Regions from separate parts of the Homo sapiens genome. Here region 1 is linked to region 2. Evidence: chromatin contacts called from ENCODE Hi-C data. All regions are on one chromosome and are shown on one strand. Each heading gives the region's core, a stretch centred on a gene start or an enhancer-like site at or near the end of the contact. The rest is flanking DNA. Distances are from core to core; before and after follow the strand shown.

Evidence for each region. Hi-C counts contacts between places; a loop is a spot of excess contacts on that map. Pooled maps may share reads with other maps.
Region 1: a loop to region 2 is called in a map of CD8-positive, alpha-beta T cell, with 26 times the contacts of the local background. The contact joins the enhancer-like site here to the promoter of FAM98A in region 2. A Hi-C loop is called at or near these places in 2 of 168 maps with a recorded cell type or tissue (CD4-positive, alpha-beta T cell and CD8-positive, alpha-beta T cell) and 4 of 50 pooled maps.

The regions. Positions count from the first base shown.
Region 1 is chr2:41,835,468-41,842,637 of GRCh38, forward strand. No RefSeq gene overlaps it. Among named protein-coding and RNA genes, the nearest start is that of LINC01913, 39 kb to the right of the region's middle. Within about 2 kb of position 5,889, at least 19 of the 41 ENCODE cell types and tissues checked have a DNase peak (open chromatin) inside an H3K27ac peak, as active enhancers do.
Region 2 is chr2:33,594,646-33,602,157 of GRCh38, forward strand. It overlaps FAM98A (family with sequence similarity 98 member A), which reads right to left and starts at 4,654. Exons shown (of 8, transcript NM_015475.5): 1 at 4,524-4,654; 2 at 844-992. The coding sequence starts at 4,576. It overlaps LOC105374455 (a long non-coding RNA gene), which reads left to right and starts at 4,700. Exons shown (of 3, transcript XR_939942.3): 1 at 4,700-6,193. It also overlaps the pseudogene ATP6V0E1P3. RefSeq lists enhancers at 3,908-4,097, 4,648-4,717, 4,748-4,797, 4,938-5,167.

The sequences.
Region 1 (7,170 bases), core at 4,639-7,138, 8.2 Mb after region 2:
TGTAGGGCCCTTTACATTTAAGATGCCTGTTTGACATCCAAGTCAGGTAGGCAGTCTGACATCAAGTAGACAGTTTGATTTATGAGCCTGCAGGCTCAAGGGAAGGTCAATGGAGATTTACACTTGTGAGTCATCTGCATATAGATGGTATTGAAATTATGGGACTAAATGAAATCTACCAGGGAGATGGCATACATAAGAGCCAGGAAGGTGCCTAGGAGATCAAGCAAGGAAGATAGACCCAGTAAAGAGACTGAAAGGGAGCATCAAGGAGATTGGAAGTGGGGAATGAAGCATGACAAGCTGGTGTCGTAGAAGCCAAGAAAATAAAGTATCTGCTTTGAAATTAGCATAGATAATTTACAAGGTTTTCTGAGTTGCTTAGAGCCTTGAGCCAATAATTTCTACCTCACTATTCCTCATAGAAAGAAAAATATCAGGGTTGTTGAGACAATCTGCCTCCCAAATGCATAGCTGTAGTCTCTTGTGGAGTTAATGAGCATGTTAATAGCCCTGCTTCCTCCTATCACTGGAATAGTTCATGTCTTTGGGGCACTGACTAGAGAATTTTCTTCATAGTCAAAGAACAACACGTTCAAGACAGAAGTTCAAATCAGCTATGCCTTTAAGAGAATAAATTTATCTTTACAGATATATTACACATATTAGAATATTAAGCTATGGCTTACCACCAGACAGGTCACAGATGATGAATGTGAGATGGTTTGCTTGCTATTAAATGGGTTGCCTTTGAGAATGTATTCTAAGTGAAATATTGTTAATGGCTATCACCTTGTCTATGGAAATAGTTTGACCTGCTGCAGATGTTACCTAATTCAATACCCCATGATCACTGACTTGTCTTTTGGTAAGGCTGTCAAAAATAAGAACATTTAACAATCAAATAATATGTGAAGAAAATTCCTTAGTCATCCGAATAACCTCATTTCTTACATTAACTGTGGCTTATAATAAGACAGTTATTTTAGTAATATAAAGATTCTAGATTAGCCACGGTGAGATATATCCAATTCTGTACCAACTTTAACAGACCCCAATCACAATACTTGAGAGTTTTTCAAATTATAGCTTGAAATGTCAGAGTTGGACACCTTCAGAGATCGTTTGCTTGTTTTCATTGATATGGTTATATTTGAAAGGATACATATACTTTTTAGTTGCTTGAGTAACATGGAAGAAATAAAATTTTCTCATCACACACACAAATCTTAAGAGGTCCATCAAAGTACATAAGTTGTACCTAAAAGCATGTACATTGGTGTATCCAGAATATTTCCACCCTCAAGTGGAGAAAAATTTCCCCATCCACGAAAATATATGTGAATAAGCTTCCTCACAAATTTACATACAATTTCAGGAGGGTCTCAGATCCTTTGAAAACTACGTGCACCCTCACAGCATCAGTTTCCAAGCTAAGCACTCTAGGTTTAGACTATTTTCTCCTATGATAAAATATGATGCACCATGTGTGCCTTCTCCTTATTGGCCATCAGAAATCAGAAATTTCAGTTTCCAAAAGTATGGATTTAAGGAATGCTGGTGGTGGTGGTGGTGTTTCTAGGAAAATGAGCATGCTTCCTTGAGAATTAAAGTAAATTTCCCGCAAGGTATGGAGTTGGAAATTCTGGGCTCTGTCTCGGGTCCTGAAACCTTGGTCCAAGGTCACGAGGAGCTGTCCAAGGTCCCAATGTCTTAGACCAGTGCTTCTCCAAGTGTGGTTTGCAGATAACCTGCATTAAAATCAACTGAGGGCGTCCATTACACTGCAGATTCCTGAGCCATCCAAGAGCCATTGAATCAGAGACTTTGAAGGTAGGTCCCACAAATCTGCATTTTAAGGAGTGCCTCATGAGATTCTTCTGTCTGACACTAAGATAATGTCTACCAAATGTTGGTACCACTTTGTTAATGGCTGGAAGCCATTTAATCCCATTTAAATTCACTGATCATTATAAATGCACCTGCTACCTTTAATATCATCTATATTAACAATCATAATGAGTTGCTATGTTGCTGTAGAAGACACTCACCAACTGTCTTCCAGATGGTTTCTGTCACAATTTAGCATTAAACAAACACATAAATCCAAGCCCCATCAAATCTCAAGAAAAGCAAACTCTTTTGGAAATCAGCTTCCTTGATCTTTTAGCAAATCTTTCCTCCTCATCCACTTTAATAATGAAAATAATTACAATTACATGTAACCAATATTTACTGATTATTCACTCCATGCCTTCCATCAAACCCATCATAACAATAGTAGTAAATGCAATAAAAAACAATTAACAAGTACTTACTATATGCCCAGAAATGTTCAAAGTTCTTTATGTGATTGCATCATTTAATCTTTATAATACTGTACCTATGATACCAAGAAAGACAGGAAAATGTGTATTCTATATTACTTAAGCTATTGGTGCCACTTATAGGCTTTGTCATATAAATATTATGCTAAAGTTAATTCCCTAGTGTTCTTTTTTAAAGTATGAAAATGGGAAAGAAGTGAGTGCCCATTATTGATCGCCTGCTGTATTTCTGGCACTTTAACATGTTTTCTTCATTAAAACATCACCAACTATTTATGAATACATTTTATTATCCCCATTTTAACAGTTTATTGAAAGACTGATGTCATAAACTGCACATATTTAAAATGTGCAATTTAATAAGTTTAGATATATGTATATACCTGGGAAGCCATATTGCAATCAAGGTAATGAACATATCTATCAGCTCCCAAAGTTTTCCTCTCTCTCTTTGTAATCCTTCCTCCTGCCCCTCCACTTGCTCGTCCCCAGGCAACCACTGACCTGCTTTCTGACACTACAGATAAGTTTGCATTTTCTAGAACTTTATATAAACATAATCTCGGTATGTAATCTTTTTGTCTTGCATCTTATATCCAACATGATTATTTTAAGATTCATCTACGTTATTCTATTTATCAAAAGTTCACTCCTTTTTACTACTGTTATTCCAATTGTCCCCATTCTATAGATAAGCAAACTGTGAAAATAAGCAACTAGTTCTAAGATCACATAGTAAAGGACCAGATTCAAATTTAAATCTGCCCAACACAAAAGCCCCATATTTTCCCACTAAAAATTATGCCTGTCTTCATTTTTAACTGAGAAATAACTCTACATATATCTTCAGAATGGAAGAATGTGGCCTCCAAAGTAACCAGGCTATAGTAACCGCACCAAAATTATTGCTGGATGATTAATTGGAGAGGGTGTCAGCTGTCCTACCCACTTACCTCCACAGTATGTGCTCAGCAGTACCAGCCTTAAACTTTGGGCTTCAATTACAAGGTCATTCATCCAAAGAAGAACCCTGGAATCCTGGGGCTGCCAAGATACATGAGACCACTGTACACAGGGCCTAAGCTCTAGCTAGAGTCCTCTCCTATAGGCCAGAAGAGAAGGAAATGGGTGGGGCAGATGATGGGAGGTGGTCAAACGTATGGTACAGCAGGGAGGCATCCAAAGAACCATGAAGGTCCTCACTGAACTGGGTCACTTGTGTGACTTGAAGGATAGACTTTTAATTAAGGACAGAAGAGAAGATAAGAACTACAAAATGGAAAAGAAAGGAAAGGTAGACTAACCCTTGCCAAACTCCCAAACTGTTAATTTGGTGATCTTAGGCACTCATCACTCTTGAAATATAAAAACAGATCAGATTTCTCCATGATTCTCGCAACATACGTTTGAGGAGGAATTATTTGTGATACTATGAATAACAACAAATAACTAGCAGTTATAGAGTACTTATTACGCACTACACACAAGAATCATATTCTATTTTCATTTTACTACAAAGAAATCAGTTCTCAGAAAATATAAGTGACTTGTCCAAGATCACACAGCCAGAGAGTGAATTCGTTTTAGCCAGAATTCAAGTCTCCAAGTCTGTCCAGTAATCTTCCCATGACTCAGAAACACTCCAGACTTCCCTGCTCCCAACCAATCACCCAACCACCGCTACACACTTCACCATCATTGGTCCCAACCCAGGCTCACCCTAGAGTATATGCTGACTTATGTCCTTTGATTTCAAACCCCTGAAACCCTTGTCTTCATCAGTACATGTCCTTCTATGTACACTGCCCTCAGAATACTGTTGAACACTACAGCCAACTTAAAAGATACTCTAATAAACCAATTCTACTCCAATAAGTTAATCATTATAATGTTATGCTTTCGTCAGGTGCCAACGGGGCTTAAGAAAACAGTGCCTAAAAGAATAATGTAAACTGTGGGCAAGAGTGTGATATAGAGATTTTCCAAGTCCTATGTTCATACGTGTGAGTGTGATAGGTTTACAGACTAACTCCAGACAAAGCAAGCCACTATTCCTCTTTCAGAAGGGCCAACTCAGGCTGAAGTAGCCTATTGCCTGGGGGAGGAAGAAGGGAAATAATAATCATTATTCCCTTCCTCATAAATGATATGAATAATAGGGGCCAACATTTACTGATTGCTTTGTATTGGGTATTTTATCAGTACCACAATTAAACCACAATTCCATGAAGTAGGTGTTATTGTTAGTCTCATTTCCAGATGAGGAAACTGCGACAGGGAGGCTATGTAATCTCACCATGCTAGTGCTATGCAGGCTTGGGACTCAACAGGTATTCTTTCAAACGGCAAAATTCTCATTCTTTTTGTTTTTTTCTTTTTTTTTTTTTTTGAGACAAGGTCTCACTCTGTCACCCAGGCTATAGTGCTGTGGTGCAATCTCATCTCATTGCAGCCTCGACCTCCCAGGCTCAAGTGATCCTCCCACCTCAGCCACCCAAGTAGCTGGGACTACAGGCACACATCACACGTCTAGATAATTTTATTTTTTGTAGAGAGAGGGTCACACTATGTTTCCCAGGCTGCTCTCAAACTCTTGGACTCAAGCAATCCTCCTGCCTCAGCCTCACAAAATGCTGAGATTATAGGTGTGAGTCACGGCACTGACCCAGAATGCTCACTCTTAACCAGTGCACTGATCCCCACCAGTTATTGCTTATCGTGTACCTATTATGCGCATGGCACTGTGCGAACCTTAAACATATTAATTTCATTGAAACCTCATGGCAAGCCTTGGAGATAGGTATTATCATTATCCCCATCTGACAGATGAGGCTCAGGAAAGAAAGGAAACTGAGTTAATGTGGAGCTGGAACCGACGACACGCATTCTGACTAAGAGCTCTCTTATTCAGCACGACTGATTCCTATTCAAGTTTAGGTATTTCTCTTTCTACTTCATTTAGGTTAAAAGGCTTTCCTCTCCAGGAGCCTGGCAAGCCAAGCCCGCCCTCTGCGGGGCAACAGCACGAGGCATTACCCCTACAGACCACTTGGCGGCGCCGTCCGTCCTGAGTTGGAGAGAACGGTGGGCAAGTAGGGCTCCTTCCGCACGCTGCACGGTTCTTCTCCGGGCCCGCCCCCTTCCAGCAACAGCCAATCAGAAACTCGCTGACAGCGCTAGGCTCTCCACGGTAATGGCCGTGGATGATAATTGGCTAAGTCTCTTAAGGGACGTCTGGTTTCCGGGGACGCAGTGATAAGCGCAGAACGGGAGGTCTCTGAAGCAAGATGGGGCTCCAGACATAATCTTTACCTGAATAAGTCCCAACGCTGGGAGTGTCAGCCCGATCCTCCTACGGTGGAAAAGGCGGCAGCCAATTGCTACAGTCCCTTTAGGCTTTTCTCTCCCGCCAATCCTCACTCTGCCCTACGGGAGGGTTCTTGGCCGCTTCAGCTCGGTTTGCTGCTTACCAACCCCGCGGCCCAAGGGGAGCACGGCTCCCTGGCCCGATGCCCCCGGGGTATGCAGAAGGGCCCAGCCGGGACAGCAGCCACTGCATTTCTTTGGCTTGCGCTGCAGTCCGGATGGAGCTCGGTTCTGACCCAGAACATGAGATCGGGTTCTCATTAATTCAGCCCAGGGCCTTGCACACGCGCCCCGCCCCTGCTTGAAGTGGCTCACCCCGGACTTTCAGGATCTCACACGAAGTGCTTCGCTTTCCCCTGCAGGGATGGTACTCTCTGAGCGCCCTTGGAACTTTGTAAATAGCTGCATTGCAGCACTTCTCCATTGTTTTATTTCACGCATATTGGACTCAGGGTAGAGACCATATCTTAAACGTCTTTGCTTTGAGCAAGATATTTAAACTCTCTGTGCAGCATTTTTCTCAACTGTAAAGTGGGGATAGTAGTACCTCTTGCATAAAGTTGTGCGCACTAATACATGTAAAGCGCTTAGAAGACGGTCTTGCACACAGCAGATGATCAGAAAATGTTAGCCACTTGTTATTCCTACAATGCCTAGCACAAACACATCATAAATACTCTACAGTGCTTAGAATCAGTTTCATATATTTGTTCTTGGAGGTTTAAATCTCAGCTTTGTCAGAACTGCTCCAAGAAGGAAACGGTAAATATATATACACATGGCTGTAAATGTGTCCGAGTGCTTCAACATGCAGTGGCAGTTGAGAACAGCAGGGAGCCTGGGTTCAAGTTCTGACTGCAGCTGAACAGCCGAATGACCAATAGAAAATTAACTAAAACTTAACTCCTCAGCTGGGGAATGGAGATGATCATAATAATATCTACTTCATCGGGTTGTGGTGCTTGCATTCTTATCCCACTTTCACTTTGGGAGCTAGTACAAGAATGTAATGACACAGTATAGTATTTCTACCTTATATGTGTCTCCCACTTTAACTTTTGCAAAGCACATTCATATATTATCTCATTTAATACTCACAGCAACCCTGTGAAGCTCAGAGCACTTCCTGGTTGGAATCCTACAACATGTCCATGGTGAGCTGCAGCTCGGTTTCTTTGAGTGCAATTTCAATGTCAGTGCCATTGCTCTGCATCAGGACTGAACCAGTGACCACCTGGGTCTCAGATAAGCAGAAGGATTTGCATCCTAGATTTTCAAGCCAGTTGTTCTATTTTTTTTATTTCTGATTACAGCAGAAAGACGTAGTTACATTATCTTTTAAAATGTGAACAAAACAAAGTGCAAGGTCTGGTCGACCTTCACACACACTCCCCAGAGGCAGCCACTGTCATCCATTGAGTGTGGCATCTTCCTAACCTCCTGGGTATGGTTTCATGCATGTACCTGTGGCGGGGAG
Region 2 (7,512 bases), core at 3,404-5,903:
TATATACACACATATATATACACATATATATATACACACATATATATACACATATATATATACACACACACACACACACACTAGCATGCAAGAAGGTGAGCTCTTCAAAACGTGATTATGTGGAAAAAAAGGAATTATATGTATAGCTCTCCATAAGGGTGGGTTAACAGGTGAGTATTTTCCTTGGTCTCCTATTATAGGTTTACCTACAGCAGGAAGGAACCAGATGGTAGAGTGGTAGGTTCCAAGCTTTTGCCTCTTTTGCAGTGTCGACAAACTAGTGCAACAGTGGAAACAAAATTGGTAAATGCAGAACAGCTCTCAGATCCATAAATTTGATTGTCCTGGATCTCACTGTGATGTATCTAACGATGCATTCTTATGATAAACAAAATGTCTTAACAAAGTGTTCTCTTTCTCCCCAAGCATAACAGAATAATAATGCATTTACTCTACATGCTATAGATGCTTCTAGAATCTGGTAATCCTAAAAGAAAAATATCCCAGTATCTAGTTCTAGCCATCAATCTAGGATCTTACATTTAACATCTTACAAAATATAGGAAGTTCATACATTCTATGCTTGTGGTCTCCATTTCTCTGTATCCCAGTAATAGGGTCTTTTCAGCATCCACGAATTTTTAAGTTACATGACTTTATTCTGGTATTTCAACTTCTGAATCACCTCTAAAAACAACGGACGGAAAAAAAATCTTGGCTTCTTTACAAATTTTTTACATTTACAAAAACTTGCAACTTTCAGCTTTAGTATTGATAATGTTCAGTTGACAATACCTCAATGTTATTTTTATACTTTGTACCTAAAAGTGAATGTTTACTTACTGTTAGTTGCTTGCACGTTTTCCTCTAGTTTACAGAGCACTCTTAATTCAGACACCAGCCAAGCACAGAGTTTGGTAAACTCGGGGGAACTGGCTCCAGCAGAGACTGCCTGAGAGAGCGCTCCATCTTCCAACAATGGGCCCTTGTAACTGGTGAGCAAGAAATTACATTTCAGAAGAAAATACAATCATACCTAATATATTACAGATAAAACATATCTATGTCTTATTTATATAAGCAATAATTTAATAAAGATAAGTTAGTACTTATCTTTATTTTAAATGGACAAATATAAACATAATTTAGAACTATACTGAACCATTACAAAAAGCAGCTAAATGGTAGCTGCATTTCAACCTTTCAAAATGTAGGTGAATATCTAACAGAATTGCATATACTACTAAATTATGTCAACTTCTGTACATTTACTAAAAGCTTCCATTGTAAAAAGATTTATTTTCTTACTGTAATTGAATTGAGTATTAAAAGCAAATTAACAAGTAATAGCTAATTATACTGTAACTTATTTCAGAAATAAAACTTAGGTTATCTTTTCTAAAAATTTTCCAGAAAACAACTAGATTATGTTTTTATTTTGAGATGAGGTCTTGCACTGTCACATAGGCTGAAGTGCAGTGAAGGCACAAGCCACCAAACCTGGCTTTTTTTTTATTTTTTATAAAATAGCCAGGGGTCTTACTATGTTGCCCAGGCTTAGTTAGGTTTTTAATGACTTCCTTTAAAAGTAAAAACTTTCCAGTTAACCATTTATATCATTTTTATAAATTTAATGCCAGTTAAGACTAGTAAGACATTCTAGTACCAAAGAAACGTCAGGTTAGGTTAATAAATATTGGCAGTTAATGAACTGGCGCATCTGAATCCTAATCCTTTGTAAGTGATTCCAATATAATTTTAAAAAATTTAAAAATGTTCAAACATTCATAAAAGATGACAGTCATAATGAACTCCAATCACCAATATTCTAAAATATAAGATTTCTGTCACTCCAAGTAATCTTAAATACATATTATTCAGATTGCTTTACATTCTCTTAAATATTGATAATAATGCTTACTTAAGATGATACAATAAATATGCTTAAGATAATATAATGTTTAGGCCAGGCGTGGTGGCTCACGCCTGTAATCCCAGCACTTTGGGAGGCCGAGGCAGGTGGATCACGAGGTCAGGAGACCAAGACGATCCTGGCTAACACGATGAAACCCCATCTCTAATAAAAATACAAAAAAATTAACCAGGCATGGTGGAGGGCGCCTGTAGTCTCAGCTACTCAGGAGGCTGAGGCAGGAGAATGGCTTGAATCCAGGAGGCAGAGCTTGCAGTTAGCCGAGATCGCACTACTGCACTCCAGCCTGGGCGACAGAGCAAGACTCCGTATCAAAAAAAAAAAAAAAAAAAGATAATATAATGTTGAGAACTACAGGTATGTTAGAGAAATGACAGTTCTCAAACCCTTTAAAATATGATTATAGGTTTATACAGTATATGCAACAAAATGAAAACAAATCATACATAAAAAAATGAGATCACATGTAGTCTGGCATCTAGATTTATAAACTATGTATTATTAGACACTGAAATCAAAAGACTAGGCCTAGAAGTTTCTCCTTGAGTTTCACATTTAGACTTCATTAGTTTATTCAACAAGTAGTTACTGAATTCCTACTGTGTGCCAGGTAAGAGATAAAAGATGACTATTTGCCAGGATCAGTGGCATACACCTGTAGTCCCAGCTACTCCGGAGCCTGAAGTGGGAGGATCGCTTGAGGCTAGGAGTTCGAGACCAGCCTGGTCACCAGAGCAAGACCTCATCTCTTAATAAATAAATAAATAGAAAAGGTAGTCATTTAATTCTAATATTTCTCAGTTAATCCTTTAAAAGTACATTTCAGTTAATTAAGGCTGACTTTTAATATTTGAATGCCACCAAACTAAGTAGTTAAGGTTAAAATTTATAACAGTTTTCAGAAAATCCATGGTTTACATTACACTCTATGTCAAGTAGTTATGTGATTACAATTACTACAGTAACAATTACTTGTACAGTACCCAAAAGAATAAAAAGTTAAAAAAAGGAGGGGGAAAAAAAAAGACAATAATGGGAAGAAACAGCATCCGTGGCCAATTCTTAAGTGACCACTATCCATGCAGAAAGACTACATTTAATAAGGTCTACCCCCTTCCTTTCATTCCACTCATTCCACTACAGTACTATAGTGTCATTTATTCCAGAAAGAAGCTTCTAGGATTTCATTTCCTTTCCCAGTAAAGGGACCCTCCTCAGGGCTCCTCACAGCATATTTTCCCAGTATCCTGTGAACCCCTCTTCCACCTCACCTTGTACTCTAAGGGCCTAACACTGCCACAAAGAAACTGTTCCTAAAAAAGTCCTAATGAATGAATGGTTTCATGTGTGAACAAGCGATTCAGTCTGAGATGTCAACTAAAGAGACTATTTTGCTGAATGACTTTAACATATGCCCTAATGAAAGAAAGAAGCCCCCTAAAGTCTGGAATATTTATAAAAATTCAGAGCAAGTTTCCAAGAAAAGAACAATAGTATTTCACTGTGACAAAGACAGATGATAAGCAAGACTACTTCGTTCCTAAAAATTTCTACTAGGGTAGTAAATTATTCAAATAGGCAGACTTTGGGAATCCTCAAGGTGTTTTTTCCTAAAGAAAGGTTTCTCTCAAAGGTTTCCTTGTCATGGAAAAACCTAAGAGAAAATTTTGATAAAGAACTTGTTACTTAGAAATACAGCTAGCTAAATCTGTACTTTGTTTTGATACCGTACCTGTAGGTAAGTATCTAACCATACAATTTGTTTCTGGAACCACATTTAGCCCAAGAGGGTCCACGTTCTCAAGTTTAATAGAGTACACTGATCTGGGTGACCCAGTGAGATAACAAACCCTATTTCCAGCTTCTAGATACTGATGAATTATGGTTGAATAAATATCAGGAGAAGGAGAGACACAATGCAAAACAAATACGCAGGTTCTTCGTGGGTGAAGACGACCCTGGTCTAATGGGGCTCAACGAGGCAGAGTATCACAGAGTCAAAGCAAACTGCTGGTGGTTCCCAGGGACGTGGTGATAGGTTAGATGCACAAGCGAGCTGGCCAGCGGAACAGATGCAGCGCCCATACAAGTGGCTTAGCGAAGCCTGGGTGCATGCAGAGATGACTGGGCAAAGGAGAAATTTTGAGAGAAGTGGGGTGGGGTAGGAGGAGGGGCTCAAGATGGGAGTAGGAAATTTGGAGAACAAGTAGGAAAGCAGAATCAACTTTGGCAACCTTTAGAGTTGAGGGGTTAAGGGGTAGGGCAGGAGGATGAAGCGAGGAGAGAAGCTCGGGGAGTGGGGGTGGCGAAAATCAGAGCCCAGACAATGACACGCATGACTGACAAACGCTGCGGGTAGCTCGCCTGCAGGGAGCACTGGGCAGGCCTAGGGGTGTTGGGATTGGAGGACCCCGAGCTAGCAGTGCAGACAGTGGACGTGGCATTGGGGGTGCCGGGGCCAAAGGGAAGCGACAGCCAGGAGCCACGGGGTGCGGCGTGGAGAGGCAGGTGTCTCAGACTGGGGCGCAGGAGGTGTTCCCAGGGGGCCGGCAGCGTGGGGCTTGGGAGACCCGTGCCCTGACAATCTTACCCTAGATCTTCCAACGACTCCAAGATGTCAGTCTCCATGAGGTCACACTCCATGCTACTGTGGTATTCAAATTTCCGAGTCGTCAGGCTCCCCTCTTCGCCGGCAACGCGTACACTCGCGCATGCGCGACTTCCCCGGAACTTCCAAATCCACAGCTGGCGCCTCAGCTCCCGCACTGCGCATGTCCGGAGCGTGCGCAAGAAACTTGGTCCCACTGACCGCCCCACCCCTGCCCACTAAAGAATTACAGGGCCCGCAGTTTTGCACATGCGCGTTACTGGATCGTGAAGCTAGCCGCCCAGAGAAGGGTAGGAGGACCGGCTGCGTGGCAGCTGGGCGTGGGGACCACGCGAAGGGGAGCGCTCTCGGCTCTCGTTATTGGGTGTACGCATGTGCGAATGTAGGGGGCGCGGCGGGCCGGGAAGGAGCTTGGAAGAGTCTCGGGACGCGGGTGGAGTCGGCTGTTAAACCGAGTCTCTGCATCCCAGACAGGAGATCGGGTGGCTCTTCGTAGGGTGCCGGCATGTGCTAGCCTTAGCTTGCAGGTCATGTAGAAAGGGAGAATTCTTGCGCTCCCGTCTTCAGGACGCGGGTGCGGGCCAAGTGCAGACGGCAGATAGCGTGCCATTTGATTTCCTCGTGGCTGCAGTAGCTTTATTTCAGGGTTAGGGATGAGCCAACTTTCCGCAGACTATGGATGTTCAGAAAGTTGGGTCGTTTTCCCTCATGCATTCTCTACCTGATGTCTAAAGCCCTTCCCAGACACTAAGCATGTTATTTTAAGGAGAAGGGGAGCTTCACTCCATAGCAAATAGAATAGAATATTTTTAAATCCACGTAGTTTAGACAGTGAATAAACTTTTTGGCTGTACTGTCATTACTTTTGACATTATTTGCCCGGGTGAAACATTGAGTTCACGATGTGGATGTGTTGTGATATCTTGGCAGTTACTGAGGGTGTGTTTAGAAATTACTGAAAAATCAGAAATGTTTTCAAAGTGATGGCATATTTAGAAAACTATATTTAACCATAAGTTGGCGTACTGTTAAATCGTGTAGGCATTTAATTAAAGAGTTTTCATATTGATACCTGTTGATTTTATTCTATAGTTCTCAAGCATTTTTGTGTCTGATGGATAGATGTTCCTATCCTTAGTAGTACCTTTTTCTTTTCTTTCTTTTTTTTTTTTTTTTTTTATGAGACGGAGTCTTGCTCTGTCGCTCAGGCTGGAGTGCAGTGGTGCGATCTCGGCTCACTGCAAGCTCCGCCTCCCGGGTTCACGCCATTATTCTGCCTCAGCCTCCCAAGTAGCTGGGACCACAGGCGTTCACCACCACACCCAGCTAATTTTTTGTATTTTTAGTAGAGACGGGGTTTCACCATGTTAGCCAGGATGGTCTCGATCTCCTGACCTTGTGGTCCGCCCACCTTGGCCTCCCAAAGTGCTGGGATTACAGGCGTGAGCCACCGCGCCCGGCCAGTAGTACCTTTTTCAGTTTCCTTATTTTGCATCATCTGAAGTGGGGGTAGGTTTTCTGCACTTACCATGGGCACTTGATATGGCCCATTATGATGCAGTCACCATAAGGCTGTGTGAATATTAGTCACATTCTACAGATGAGGACACTAAGGCTGAGTGGCTTAATAATCTTCAGCGATCTTAATGCCTGTAAGTATGAAACTAGATTTTGAGATTGAGGTATATCTAAATCCATATTCCTTCTTTTTTGACTAGTCAAATAAGGATTTATACGCAGGATGTGAAAAGAGGAAAATTTAGCTAGTTGAATTTGTTTAAACTTGTATATATTGTACATAATTACCTTATAATAATTGAATAATTATTTTCCTCATAGGGTTGTTGAAGGTGCTAAACAAAAAGTCATGCCTAATACAAAAATCAATTTTGAAAGAAAAAGGGTTTCATTCTTGACTCACTTTTGATGTAAGCTGTGTTCAATATTGAACTAATATTGAATATAATATTGTGTTCAATATTAGTGAATGAACGAGTGATGACTTCCCTAAAAGTATTAGTATTCCCTTTCTTTCTTTAAAAAAAATCCAGCTTTTGCAGGAATAGTATTCTCTTTCTAATTCACATCGTTAGCTTAAATGAAGGATTGCTGATATGAAATTTTTATATATTATGGTTTAAAGGAATTCTACAATGGCTTTCTCTGCAATTAAAAAAAGCTTTTAAATACTACTTAAACAAAATTGTGTTCCCTACCAGGCAGGCTCAGAAAGAAAGAAAAAAAATTGTCATCATTTTAATGGGATCTACGAGGAATCTTTTGCATTTTATTTAGAAATTATTTATGTTTATAATGGAACCTGATATCTGAAGACCTCTTTGAAACTGAGTTTACTAGAATGAAAGGAACAATGATTTGGAAGTGAGGAAGCTCTGGTTTTTGCATCAGATCAGTATAAGAAAGAATTTTTCTAACACTCTAAGAGTAGTCTTAAAGTGACTTAGGTATCGTTGAGAGATGATGAGCTTCCTGTCTAGAAGGTGTTCACCTAGAGGCTGAATAATTACTTAAGGGTACTCTTGTGAGAAGGCACACCCACAAGTGCCAGCACATGCCCTTTTACTGATGACTTTGATTCTAGATTCTTTCTCAAAAAAGAATATAAAATACCAACTTAAAACCCTTCTAGGGTCTGGCGCGGTAGTTCAGACCTGCAATCCCAGCACTTTGGGAGGCTGAGGCAGGACGATTACTTGAAGCCAGGGGTTCAAGGCCAGCTTGAGCAACATAGCAAGACTCTGTCTCTGTTAAAAAAAAAAAAATTAATTAAAAATGACTTCCAGGTGGGACCCAAGTGAGGCAGAGGGGCAGGGGCTGGCAGACCAGCGGTAAGCATGGCATATCAGGGCCTCACCATACGTCTCATTGCAATGAGCGTGTTTTAGGGCTTCACTGGTTTCTTCATGCCTTGGTTCATCCCTAAGGGTCCTAAGTAGGGAGTTATCATTAC